2 separate regions of the Mus musculus genome follow, and region 2 is linked to region 1. The links are chromatin contacts, found by Hi-C or POLR2A ChIA-PET in ENCODE. All regions are on one chromosome and are shown on one strand. The core of a region is the stretch at or near the end of the contact, and the rest is flanking DNA. Distances in the headings are between cores, read along the strand shown.

The links. Hi-C counts contacts between places; a loop is a spot of excess contacts on that map. ChIA-PET counts read pairs that join two places held with the same protein, here RNA polymerase II (POLR2A).
Region 2: a loop to region 1 is called in a map of left cerebral cortex, with 5 times the contacts of the local background. The contact joins the enhancer-like site here to the promoter of Rrbp1 in region 1. A Hi-C loop is called at or near these places in 1 of 37 maps with a recorded cell type or tissue (left cerebral cortex). POLR2A ChIA-PET finds 5 or more read pairs at or near these places in 1 of 5 experiments (embryonic stem cell).

The regions. Positions count from the first base shown.
Region 1 is chr2:144,007,386-144,013,616 of GRCm38, reverse strand. Rrbp1 (ribosome binding protein 1) reads left to right here and starts at 2,354. Exons shown (of 24, transcript NM_024281.2): 1 at 2,354-2,618.
Region 2 is chr2:144,045,738-144,053,021 of GRCm38, reverse strand. The region is part of intron 1 of Banf2 (BANF family member 2); the gene reads right to left. Among named protein-coding and RNA genes, the nearest start is that of Banf2, 16 kb to the right of the region's middle. Within about 2 kb of position 5,946, at least 1 of the 3 ENCODE cell types and tissues checked has a DNase peak (open chromatin) inside an H3K27ac peak, as active enhancers do.

The sequences.
Region 1 (6,231 bases), core at 1,105-3,604:
AGGATTTGAAGCATATGGGAGGAAGTGCAGAGGCTCTATGCAAATCATTTTATATGAGACTTGCCCATCCCCAGACACCGCAACCTGCTATAGATGGTCCTGGAACTAATCTCTGTCAGAGAGTGAAGGACTACCGCATCTGAACCAATTCCTCCTGCCAGGATCGGCTTCTGGGAAAAATTAAAGACAAATAGTGAACCAAGATGAAGAACAACCCTGCCACAGAGAAGTCTTTGGGCCCTTGGTGGATTTGGGTATCACTTTAGGCTGCATGCTCAGCCTGCAGTCTTCCCTGGACACTAACAAACACGACTGAATGGATGAATAAATGTTCTTACTTATCCCCACAAGAGAGAGTAACTGTCTTACAGTCCATTTATGCCCAGGGAGGTAAATGCCCCACCATGATCCAGCCAGACTGGCTGCTAGCAACTGCTGACCAGAAGCTGGGATCCTTAATTTTATTTCAAGTGAATCTCAGCTCTGGAAAATGACTGAGTGTGGAAAGGTGATCTATAGTGATTCCTGCTGATTAATCATTAATTCCCTAAGACACTGAGATTCAAACCAGAAATAAATAGTTTAGTTTCAGCCTAACCCCTCTGTATTCTCTCCTTGCAGTTTTACTATAGACCAACAGCTGTCAAGTAGCAATGGCCAAAGGGGTGCTCACAGAGGAACTGAGGCAGGAACTCTGCAGCCACAGAGGCTGGGGCAGGTGTAGTCCTTTGGCCTTTTAGAACACTAAATCTTAGAGGCTGGGGAGGTGGCTCAGTGGGTAAAGTACCTGCTATGAAGGCCCTGAGTTCAAATCCCAACATGAATGTGAACACTCCAGGTGCCACCTACAATCCAGCACTGTGAAGATGGAGACCGTCACTCACTGGTCAGGCAGCTGAGTTAAAGGAGTGGGCTCCAGGATCATAGACAGACCCTGCTCGAGCAATAGAGAGAGAGATATGCCTGATATCAAATTCTGTGTGGACTCGAAAGGGGGGTGGGGGACAGAGGAGAGAGACCAAACTTCATTTCAAAGAGGCTGATCTTGCCTCAGGCTCAAAGGAATAATTTTAAGAGCTGCAGTTAAAATGGTTATAACCTAAACTTAAGCTGGCATGGTGTTTCATGCCTTTAATGCCAGTACTCAGAAAACAGAGGCAGGAGGAACTCTGTGACTTTGAGTTCTAGGCCAGCCTGTTATACAAAGCAAGTTGTGGGACAGCCACATAGTGAGACCTTGACTCAAAAAAAAAAAAAAAAAAAAAGAAAAGAAAAGCACTTAAAGTTAAGTTATTTCAATTGAACTTGGTTTTGAAGAGAGGCTTTTGTGTTGATGAGATGGCACAGGGAAACTACTTTTAAGTACTTTCTATGCAATCTGACTGAGTTTTGATCCCTAGAAACAGCCATGGAAGGAGAGAATCAAGCAGAGAGTTGGTGCATGGTGGCATATGCACCCCTCTTCTAAGTAGGTGTTGGTTGTTGTTTTTTTGTTTTTATAAAGGGGTAGCTGGCTAATATTTGGAGTATCACTAGATCAATTTCCTGGGTTGCTATCATATTTTCTTGGGCCAAAACCTCATGGTCCCAACATCTGAAATCAAGTGTCACAGGATGGATGTAACTCTGCTGTGTGATTTGTACAAGGACAGTATATTATTCTGTTTAGGGAGTGGCTTTTCTTATCAAAATTTCCACCTCTATTTCTTTTGTTCTTTCCAGGTCTTCCACCTCAATTCTCCCACTTATTCAGTAAAATATGGAATGCAGAATGCAGTGCCTTTACGGATAGATAAGGCCCCATCCTCCCTGCTCTGACCCTTGCAGAACTCTTCTTTAGACCCAGAGGCTGGTGCTTTGTGTGACGTTATTTGGGTTTAAATAAGGCATTTTCCCAGTTGTTCACGGTTTGTGCAGTCCTCCTGAGGGTAACATTCACGGCCACCTCAGCCCGGCAGTGTGGAGGAAAAGAGCAGCCTGCGGCCAAGGGGATTCGAACCGCAGTCTATCGGCCTAGGCGGAGCCAAATCCGAATAAGCGGTGGCGTGGAGAGCGGAGGCCTGGAGTGGGCGGGACCGGCAGAGGACCTCCCTAGGTGGGCGGGGAGTTAGAGACCCGCCCCCGCGCAGAGCTGAGAGTTGCGCTGCGCGGCTCCGCCCCTCTTCGGCCCCGCCCCCCGCGGCTCCCCGCAGCTCCTCCTCTCTCTCATTGGCTGAGACGTAGACCCTCCTTTTTGGCCAATGGTCGCCACCGCGGCGCGGCCGTCCGCGGTCTGATTGGTCAGAGGCCGGCAGAGTGGCGGCTAGTGAACCAATAGGAAGAGGCAGCTCGATGAATGGCTGGTCCGGGTGGGGAAGGCAGGAGGCGGCGATCCCGGCGGAGGGGGCCGTTCGCCAGCTCCGAGGCAGAAAGTGCCACGACTCCACACACGCGCACGCAGCCAGCGAGCGGCCGGAGCGGACGGCGGACGGGGCGGACGGCGCCAGGGTCGCAGTGTGTGCAGCTGCTCAGGGGCGGCTTCTCGGTGGAGGCTCGGCCGGCTCCCCTCTTGCGGTTCCGCGGCGGCGGCGGCGGCTGCTCTTGCCCTCTCGCTCTCCCTCTCGCGTCTCCCGCTGCAGGTAAGAAACTTGGCCGGGCCCTGCAGCGGCGGCGGCGGTGGAGGCGCGCGGGCTGGGCCGTCGGGGCGCCGGGCCGGTCGCGCCGCGAGTGACACGTCTCCTCGGCGGCCCCTCCCCCGGCGGCGCCGGCCCGCACGCCCGCCCTGGCGGTAGCCGCGGCCCCTCGAGTGGGACGGAGCTGCGTGTGCCAGGCCGAGCCCGTGCAGGGGCGTCGGCCGAGCGCGCCCCTCGGGGTGGATTCCCCCGGCCGGCAGGCCAGGAGCTGCGGCGGCCCCGCGGCACGACGTGGCGACCCCTCCCTCTCGGCCGGGCCGTCGGGCCGGCCCGCGCGCTCCGAAGTTGGGCTAAGAAAGTTGGCGGCGGGGCGGGGCGGCGCACAGCTGGCGGAGGAAGGGGTTAAGTTTCGGGAAGCCACCGGATGACGTTGCCGGGCCGGAGTCCGGGCCGGAGGGGGTTGGGGGGGCGGAAGGCGGTGGGCCGGCCTGGGACGAGGGCTGAGACTGGATTGGCGACGCGGGGGCCCAGAGCCCCGGGCTGCGGGCTGTGGCCACAGGACACGTCGGCAGCCCCGACGGGGCGGGCGGGGGCCACAGGGCTCGCCGCGGGTGCCGTCCGGGACTGGCCGTAGCAACTTCCCGGAGTACGGGATGAGGCTCCCTGCTCCCCCTGGCGGCAGGGCCGCAGCACCGTTTCACGGCGGGTCCTCGCGGAACCGGCACGAGGGTGCGGGACCTGGCCAGGGTTGGGGCCACCCGGGGTCCTGCCTGGCGTCTCTTTCCCGCGCCCATGATTAGTGGACCCGTGGTGCTAGGCCTGGGCGGAAGTCGGCACCTCCGGCCCGGCGGGCCAAGCGCCCTGGCACTGGGCCCGCCGTCTGTCCCGGCCCGCCAGGCTCCCCGGCAGTGCCCGGGGAAGGGAGGCCGGTTGACCCGGGCTTACTGCAGGCTGTGCAGGATGCTTCAGAGACTCTTTCCCGTAGGTGTCACGCTTCGTCGACAGTTGCTAACCAAATGCTTTCTCTCAGAGGTTTCCCATTTCCCCATCTGAGAGACAGCAGTGGAGACCCAGCACGTGTAGGGAGTAGCCAACTGGTATTGACTGTTCTTGTGGGATGTGTGTTTAGGGACGTGAGAGACAAGGGAACAAGGTGGAGCCTGGCTTGCACTGCCAACCACTGCAGAAGTCGCACACCTGGATTCCAGCCCCATGAACACCGGAGGGTCATGTCTCCTAACCTCTGAACCTGGGGTTTCTTTATCTCTTGCCTGAAGATAGTACCACCCACTCACCACTGAGGTCAGGGGAACTGAGCAGGAAGTGTGAGATCTTGTGCAAAACCGAGGGCAATTTGGCAATCAGTCCTCAGGTCAGAGGTCAGGACTGGGAAACACCAAGGAAATGAAACTTGGATGGATCCCTAGAGCCTCCCACATCTCTGTTTGCTAAGCTAGCAGTTCATTTGCTTAAAGCCTAATGGTGGGGGTTGGGGTCCTGGGTTGAATTTTGTGTAAAGACTCACATTGTAGGCTGAAGAATTGCACATTGGACACAGCCCTTCACTTAAGTATTCTCTCACCATCCACACCACTTCCTTACATTTTTTTTTTCTGTTATTGTTTATCTTAACTTCCTAAACCTAGAGAAATTTCTGGGATTTGCTGGGGGTTGTCATAGAAATGTGTTAATGAACTTTGTAAGGTCAGCCCACTATGGTCTGCCAACTTGTTTCTCTTTAGAAGCAGCTTCCTGTTCTGAGGGCCTGGAGATGCCACTTCCCTTCTGTTTAGTACAGGAGAAGAGCTACTAAGAGGTCAGCACAGATGCTGGGGCAAGCCTGGATTGTCTGGCTTCTGGACTAGTTGAGGCCTACAGAATCCCACGCTTGGGGGCTGAGGGCCAGAAGAGGAGAGCTGGAGGTTTGTGTGAAGCTGTGGCATAAGCTACAACAGAACTTTCCGCTTCCATATTTAGGACTTGAGCTCTGTTTACCTGTTCTAAGTAGTTAGAGCGGTATTATAATGTATGGATATTTTATGTTGATGGGAAACATTTTCTTCATTCTCTCTCTTTCCCCTCCTCCCATCCTGCCCTCCTTTTTTCCTTTCTTTCTGCAGTGTTTTAGGACAGAGTCTTAGGTTGTCCTGCCTGCCATTGGGTCGTCTAGGCTGACCTTGAACGCCTGGCTCTCTTGCCTCTACCTCCCAAGTACTAGGATTACAGGTGTACACCTAAACACCCGGCTTGATGGGGAGTTTTAAATAAATCCTGAATCGAGTCACATTCGAGCAATTATGCTCTTTGCTGAAATGAGCCTTAACTCTACATGCTACAATAATTATATAGCACCAAACTCAGTTTAAACGGTTGCATGCAAATGATTTAATTGGAATATTGGATTATTGTGTAGCAGGGATACCTTTTAAAAGCATAGGAGCCCAGATTCTTACTCGTTCTTTTATCCCCAGAAGCTATAACTAATAGACTTATGACAAAGGGGTAGAACCACAGTCCTTATGATTTTCCTTGTTCAAATCTTGCTTCTAGAAGGAGAACACCCATTTTGTTATCCCTGTATAAATTGCAAGCCTACAATGGGGAAGGCCCCTGAGTTCTCCAATGAGCAGTCTAAACATGGACTGTCTGGCTCCCAGAGGAAGCCAAGGTTGGGGCTCCTAGGAGTTTGAAGTCCCAGGTTTCCATGGTTCGCACAGATTAGAGAGACCACCATCTCATGGTATAAGAGACTCTGAACCCAACTTAAGTTTAAAAGACTTGCAATTTAGAATCAGATACTACACTGCTGGGATTTTAGACAGCATATATTTTACACCCATATATTTAGGGTAGGTGTGGATGGCACCCATTCAGTACGTGAGAACCTGGAAGCCCAGCAGATAAGAAAGTTTGGGAATCTGTTCCTGTTGCCAACTGCTAGGTGACATCTGTACAGCTTTCTGAACAGGCCGTGGGGCCACATAAGCCTATCCTGCTGGGACAATAATTACCCAAGGGAGGACACAGAACTAGAAGATCAAAATGAGTTTTAGTGGCAAGGTGTAGAGTCAGTAACAATCTGGCAGTGCAGGAAGAAGGTACTTGGCATTTTATTCCTTTCTGAAAAGTCTTTGTTCTGGGCTTTCAAACTCCATATATACAAATAAATTGGTGGTGCCTGAATTTGTGTGTGAAGTTGTCCACAGTAGCATCATCCATACTGTGTACAGCTGTAGCCACATACGGCTATGTAAACTAAAGTGCAATAACAGTTGACCATTCTGTTTCTTAGCCAAGTTACAAATGCTGAGTAGTTGGATGCAGAGTTAGCTCATTTGCATCATCTTGGCAAGCTTGACCAGGCAGCACCAGGCTGGGGTGGCTCCTGAGCTCCAAAGGTTCAAGTCCCTGTTCCTCCTGATGACATGAAAACATTATAACGTTGAACTAGGTGAAATGTCCATTTTAAAAGTTTAGTTTAAGCACTTAGCCCAGTAACTTGTCACTTATAGAAGACGTTAGTCTTGAGGGCTGGAGAGTTGGCTCAGCAGTTAAGAGCATTTGTTCTTCCTGCCGAGGACTGGGATTGGGTTCCTAGCACCTACATGGTGGATCATAG
Region 2 (7,284 bases), core at 4,697-7,196, 36 kb before region 1:
GAAAAGTGGATACAAGTAAAGGCCGGAAACTTCAGACTTTGTTTCTGAAGATGACCGCTAAGTCCCGCTGGAGTGGCTGGGCTGGAGGGAGGAGCCCTGAGTTTGGCCCAAGCTCTGCCCATAGCCAGTTCACTAAGCATGAGCCAATCATCTGTGCTTCATCAAACCAGAATGCTAGGCGTATTGGAGCTCTGCTTGCTGGATCCTTGCCACGCTGGGCCTCTGTTCATTTACAGTCTTCAGATGGCACGAAGCTCAAACAGGCTCTGTTCTACCAGTTTCCAATCCAAACTGCTCTAAAAACCAGAGTGATCTATTTTCTTCTTTTTATTTTATTTTATTTTTTTGGCAAGGAGCACCTGCTTAGGAGCCAACCCTGGCCTGAATGGACATGAGGCTATTTATAGTTCCTATTATCCCATTTGGTGTGAGTATTTATACATTTCATCAAGAGAATATTAATGGGTTTGTTTACAGGGTGCTGGGCCAGACGCCACTGGGAATGTCTGGGAGACACAGAACAGGCACCAGATTATATTGCCTTCCTAATATTAAAAATGTCGGAATGCCTCAAAACTTCTACCCACTTCTCCAATGGTGAATAAGTCCTACAGATCTACACCAAGGTAGTGTGTAGCCAAGGCACCTGCAAAAGTTCCCAGGAATAATTAATGGCTCTCAAAGCCTGCCTATGCCCAGTCTCATCCATGGCCATAAATCTCCCTCCACACATTCAGAATCAGATTGTACAATTATGTACTAGGTCATTTTAGTCATCAGTGGACATTATGGATGACAAGGGCCTGGGATTACAATGGAGTTGACACTCCCTATGACCTAGAGTCATCCCATAACTCGGTGCAATGTTTGCAGCATAGACCAGCATATTGATGACTGTTTAGCATTGGAGCAGGGAGACAGCTCAGTTGCTAAAGTGCATGCCATGTCCCCATGGGTCTGCGTCCCCAGTAACCACGTAAAAAGGTCAGGGTGGTGACACATACCTATGATGCCTGCCCTGGGAAGGCTATCACAAGAGGTTCGCTGGGACTCACTAGCCACTCATTACAGCCAAGGAGAGAGCTTCAGGTTCAATGAGAGACCCTGTGTATTAGATGCCTTGTTGATGTGATAAAAATATTTGAAAAGAAACAACTCAGAAAAGAGGGGCTAGTTTTGGGCTCACGGTTCAAGAGTGAAGTTTTTCATGGTGACAGGAGCTTGAGACAGCTGTCGCATCGTATCAGCAGTCAGGAAACAGAGAGGGTGGATACCCCTGCTTAGTGCACTTTACTTGGTCTAAGACACCAGCGCATGGGAGGCCCATTACCAACGTTTAGGATGGGTCTTCCTAGCTCAGATAACCTAATCGCAGAAACACCCAGAGGTTTGTTTCCCTGGTGATTATAAATCTCATCAAGTTGACAGTGAGGATTAATCATCTTCTGCTGAAAAATTAAAGTGGAGAGCCAGAAAGATGGCTCGGCGGGGAAAGGTCCTTCCCGAACAAGCTTGGTGACCTGGATTTGAGTCCCAGAAGAACCCACATAAAGACAGAATGAGAGAACCAACCCCAAGAGCTGTCCTCTGACCTCTGCATGCATACCGCCTCACGTACACACACACACACACACACACACACACACACGAACATTTTTAAACAGATAAAGAGCAATCAAGACTCTTGACATCAACCTCTGACCTCCACGCTCATGCAGAAGTACACACATATGCACAGATCCACACATACAAACATACACCCCTGCCTCCAAAGTTCAATATGTACAATTATCAATTATGTATAGGACTTGATAATGATAATCAATCTTATGTTACTAGCCTATATATTTATGATATTGTACTTTTATCATTATTTTTGCTTACAAAAGTTTAGTGTGAAAAAGTGTGCCACAGACTAAAGCTTGGGTGCGTTTTGAATGTCCCCCAGGGACCGTAAGTGATTGACAGCTCCCTTCTCAGGATGTGGTCTAGTGGGTCACTAGTTCTCACAAGACTCCTTGGTAGTTCTCAGGGAGTCTTGCTATAAAAAGTGCTGTCTTGACCCGATTATCTCGTGACAATCCTCTCTGTCCCTGCCACCATGTGTCTTGCACGGTGGCATCACACCAGACCGAGTGCCCTGTGATTTTTGGACTTTTAGTCACCAAATCTGTGTGCTTTCTAAAACCCCTTATTCTACTGACTTAGTTGCCTGGGACATTTTGTTGCAGTAATTCAAAGGTTCACACCTGACCTGACAGCTTTACATAGCCCAGCACCTTGTCTCTTGATGGCAGCAGGCGGCCATGCCATGTGACTGACCCAGACCTTTTAGGCATGTCTAAGTATGCTCTCTGATGTTCACACAGCCATGGACCCAGTGTGTGTCTCAGCACACATCCCTAGCCTTAAGCGACCCATGCCTGCAATCTTTCAGCTTCTGTAAAGTCCTGCCTAGCCTACGGTACCTTTACTCTAGCTGTGACTGGTCCCGAGTCATATCTGTCCTTCCTGAAAACGTTCCCTTCCTTTGGGGCCCCATTATATGCAAAAGATTGAGAGCAGATCTAGTAACAGTCATGTGGAGAGCAGATGAGAGAAGGCTGTAGCCCAGCAGTACAGTGATTGACAGCCAGCATCAGGAACTGCAGCTTTGGACTGAGATCACATAACTTGATGTAGTGGTTACGAAAAATGTGGCAACGACCCAAAATCAGACACACAATGAACCCAAGGTGTTTCTGCCAGTGTGACTTGTGCTGTATCACGTGGTTCCTCACAATACACAGCACACATGGTGTAGTGCACATACCAACACATGTGACACCAACAAGGACTGCCTGAAACACCTCGGGTGAGGCTCAGGACTCCTGTGAGCTGTGAGTTCCAGTCTTCCTACTGAGGCAGAAAAACTTTTCTTATAGTTTAACTATGGAAAACAAAGGCTTAGTAGTTTGCTCTTCCTTGCTCAACATTTAAGTATCACATTAGTTCATCTTTGGGTTGTTCTGTAAGAGAACTTTTTTAATTTTTAAATTTTTATTTTTAAATTTAAAAATTTTTATTATTACAAATTTTACACATGAGTACTATATTTACATAATTTCCACATATATATGGTTACCTCAAGATCTATCTCATATCTATCTATCTATCTATCTATCTGTCTGTCTGTCTGTCTGTCTGTCTGTCTGTCTGTCTGATAGTAACCTATCAGGGGATTTGTCCCTAAAGAAGACGTATTCTCCTTCTCTTATCAGCCATTGATTGTTTGGAAGTAGCTCTTCATCTAGAGGTGGGCCTGTGTGAGGTTGTCCCTGTCCATACCAGCATGTCAACTGATGTCATTGCTCAGGCCTTGTTTAGGTGAGCATATGGTTGTGATGTCATGTATATCATTCCCTGTCATATATAGAAGACACTATCTCACAGCAAATGTCCTGGTCCTCTAGCTCTTACAATCTTTCTTTCTACCTGTCTTCAATTTCCCCTGATTCTCAGGGTAGGGGTTGGGCTCTAGATGCAGTTGTGAATCTCTGTCCTAGGCTCCACCTATTACAAAAAGACGTTTCTTTGATGAGAGGTGATAGCCACACTTATCTGGGTAGAAGGATAAGTATTTAGAATACAGCTAGAAATTATATTGCTTTAGGAAAAGGGCAGCGGCAGTAGGTTCTCCTCTCAGCCTATGGCCTCTCCAGGTATGGATAATTGGCTGATGAAGTCTCCTCGACTGAGAGAGCCTTAAGTCTAATTAGACAATTGTTGGTTACCCCAAGATAAAAAATGCCACTATTGCACCACAGGGGCTACCTTGCCAGGCTGGTAACTGTAGTGGTTCCCAGGATTTACAGCTTTTTTCTCTTGGCAGTTTTCACAACACCTTCTGATACTATGAGAGCCAGTCTGCAGGTAGCCCCAACTGGATTTCTCCAAGACCTGCATCCAAAGTGTTCAATGTCTTCAGTAATAGGCTTTTACTTTCAAGTTAAGGAAGGCAACCGAGGGCAACGGCAATCATCTGTACTGTTTGGAGAGGGTTATTGTGCCACCCTGGTCAATAACTCCTGTTAGCACTGGGGTTTTGGTAGGTAGTCTATAGGGGTTTGTTTTTTTTTTTTTTGGCAGGGGTGGGGGAGATTACCATCCCATAAAATACAACTCTGTGTGGGAATACTTTAAGAATTGATATTTGAATTGCCTAGTTTTTTTTCATACACATAAAAAAATTGTTCAATGAATGTTAGCTTGGGATGAGGACAGAGTTTCTAACAGTTTCTGAGATGGTCCTAAGCATGCTTCTGCCATTTGTATTACATATTTATGTGAAGAGGAAATATCAGCACTGGTAATTATAAAGTCAAAATATGAGTCAATTCTGAAAAATGGTGAAGATGTTCTACATCCTGCAGAGTCAGATTTGGCTGACTTCATTTGTTCTTTCTTCATTTGTCTTGGAGTGTATATTCGTGCACACACATGATATGTGTGCCTGCTTGTGTGTACCTGTGCGTGTTTGTTTGAGTGCCTGAGTGAGTGCACCACAGCACACACGTGGAGGTCAGAGGACAATCTCTAATGTCTGTCCTCACTTTTGACCCTGTCTCAGGGTATCTTGCTGCTGCCTGCCAAGTTGCCTGACCTTAGAGTTTCCAAGAATTCTCCACTTTGCCTCCTATCTTGCCACAAGGTTGATGGCACTACAGATGCATGTTACTGTGAGCATCTTTTACATGGGTTCTGGGGATCTGAACTCATGACTTCATGCTTGCAGAAAAAGACCTTCCCCAACTAAGCCATGATTTCAGTCAAGCCTTAATGTAAAAGTAAATGACCACACTCATGTGTATGCAGACTTGCTTTTTGTCTTTAATAATAAAATTATATGGATACCAAAGAATTGTTTTGGGATAAATTTGCATTTCATTTCCAGTGCATGTTTGGTTTGTGCATCCATTTTACATACTTACATGTGTGGGGGCACACAAAAATTTCTTAAGTGGGAGAGGGTCAGGAGTGGAATGAGTTTAAACCTTTCCTAGCATGTACAAGATCCTGGGGTGCATTCCCTGATGGCAAAACAAACAAAGCAACAATAGTGTTACTCTAGTTTCTGTCACGATGAATCTGTCTCTGTGCAAACTTAAGTTCACTGTGCATGTTTTTAACTGGGATTTAACAACTTTTCTGTGTCTATGCTCGCTGACACTACAGATACCATAAGCTCATATGGTGCTTGAGTTTTTGTGTTTATTTCATTTATCATAATGCCATAATGGTCATCCTCACTACCATATATGACAAGCTTTCTTTCCTTTTTGAGTCTGGCTACTATTTCTCCATATGGCTACATAACAGTACAACAGCCCCTTGGTTCAAGACATCCTCCCTGCCCATGATGCTACAACCCAGAGAGTCAAGTCTCCTCCATCCATGGCTGTAGCAGGTGCCTATGACCAATGTACAGCTTCCTGTGCGCTTAGTTTAAGTAATCTCTAAGTAACCCATGGTACCCAAGGAATGCAAACACCATCCAATAGGAGCTGTACAATATTGCTTAAGGTGCAAAGGCAGCAAGGCATGCCTGCACATGTTTAGTATAGATGCAGTTTTTCTAAGGAACATCTCCTGCCTTTGGAGTATGAAAGCACAGACGAGAGGGCTGAACATACTTTGTTGCCCATTCATTCATTCATCACTGGACACTGTGACGTCTCAGCTATCATGAATAAAGCTGCTGTGAGCATGGGTAAGCATGGGTGTACCAAAACAGACACATTTTAAACCTCTCGATTTGTCCGTTCCTCCTTCCTCTGCCTTCAGTGCCAGAGAAGAGGAGGAAGCAGCGCCAGGCAGAGAAGAAGAATTCGGGCTGAGGAAGCAGGAAGTAGGGGCAGGGGCTTGCCTTCCCTTCTCTGGAACAAAACAGGAAGTGGCAGGCCTGAAGATCCCAGACGGGTAGAGCTGGATGACTGGTGGGTTTGAAGCTACGCATGGAGCTAGTGACTGTCTCCTTGGGCTTATAGGGAAACGACCATTTCCCAAGTGTCTTGGACGGCGCTGCAGCCCATATAGTGTCTAGGTAAAGCGTCTGAGTGGTTGCCCTTGGCATTTTGCAGCAAACAGCCCGCATGTCCAAGACAGAACAGAGTGAATGTGCTTCAAGGGCTGGTAAGTAAGCAGAAGCCTCCTGTCAGGATGAAGAGGCCCCTGGGAGAGAAGCATACCACCAGGGTCTGAGTAAATCAAGATGCTCCTGACAGACTGGGCAGGGCCAGACACCACAAGCCAGAATAGAGACAGTGCCTTAAGGACCAGGGTGTCATCCTGCACAGCGGACAGGCATTCAGAATCTCTCTGCACTGCCACCAGAGAGCTAGATCCTGTTCCCATCTATGTCCTGACCCCCATGTGGAGCAGAGTTGTCTCCAAGGAGATTAAATCTCCCGGTGAACTAGACAGAAATGGGCTTGCATCTTCATACGAAAGGACATAGGGTACTCTGTAAGTGCTGCTGGGGGCTGTGTCTAGGTCCTCCGCCCAGCCAGAAAGCCTCATTTGTAGCTGCAGGTTCACAGCAAACCTCATTGCTGTGGGAGGACTGTTGCCTAGGAGACAAAGTCATCCAACCTGGAGCCACCTGGAAGGTTCAGAGGCCCAGCCCCCTTGCCTGTAAGTAACTACAGTAGCACAATGGCCTAGTCTCCCCTCGGCAGGATTGTGCCCTAGAGTGTACCAGGGGGCCAGGCAAGAGCTGGCTACACCTGACATTAGACTACTCAGTTCCTCTCCTGTCCCTTTGCTGTCCCAGTGAGCTCGTGAGTGAAATCCAGATCCCTCACTCTGCTGCTAAGAAAAGCCACCCAAGATGTAAATGTTTCAAGGCCTAGGCTGTGTCTCCCTGTACCCCCACAGGGTGGAGATGTCTAAGAAAAAGCACAGATGGGTTTTGCTTGTTTTGATGTGTAATTGTAGTGAGAGTGAATCTGGGCTTCCACTGCATATGTTAAGGTCCCTAGGCAAAAGTAATTTTTATAAGCAGTTGGCAGACCCTGACTGTCTACCTGTATGACTGTTGCACACAGGGCTGTCTGAGGGTAGTTGTACTTGTCTGTAGCACATACCACCCCAGGAAGTTGTTTCTGACCCCCACCTCCCAAAGCCAGGTTGAGGGATTTAGCAGATAAAAAACTGAAAGCTGGTTATTCTTGGGAGTTGAGATACAACGATGGAACATGTAAGGCTAGCCTGAGTTACATGGGAAGACCTTATCTCATGAAAAAA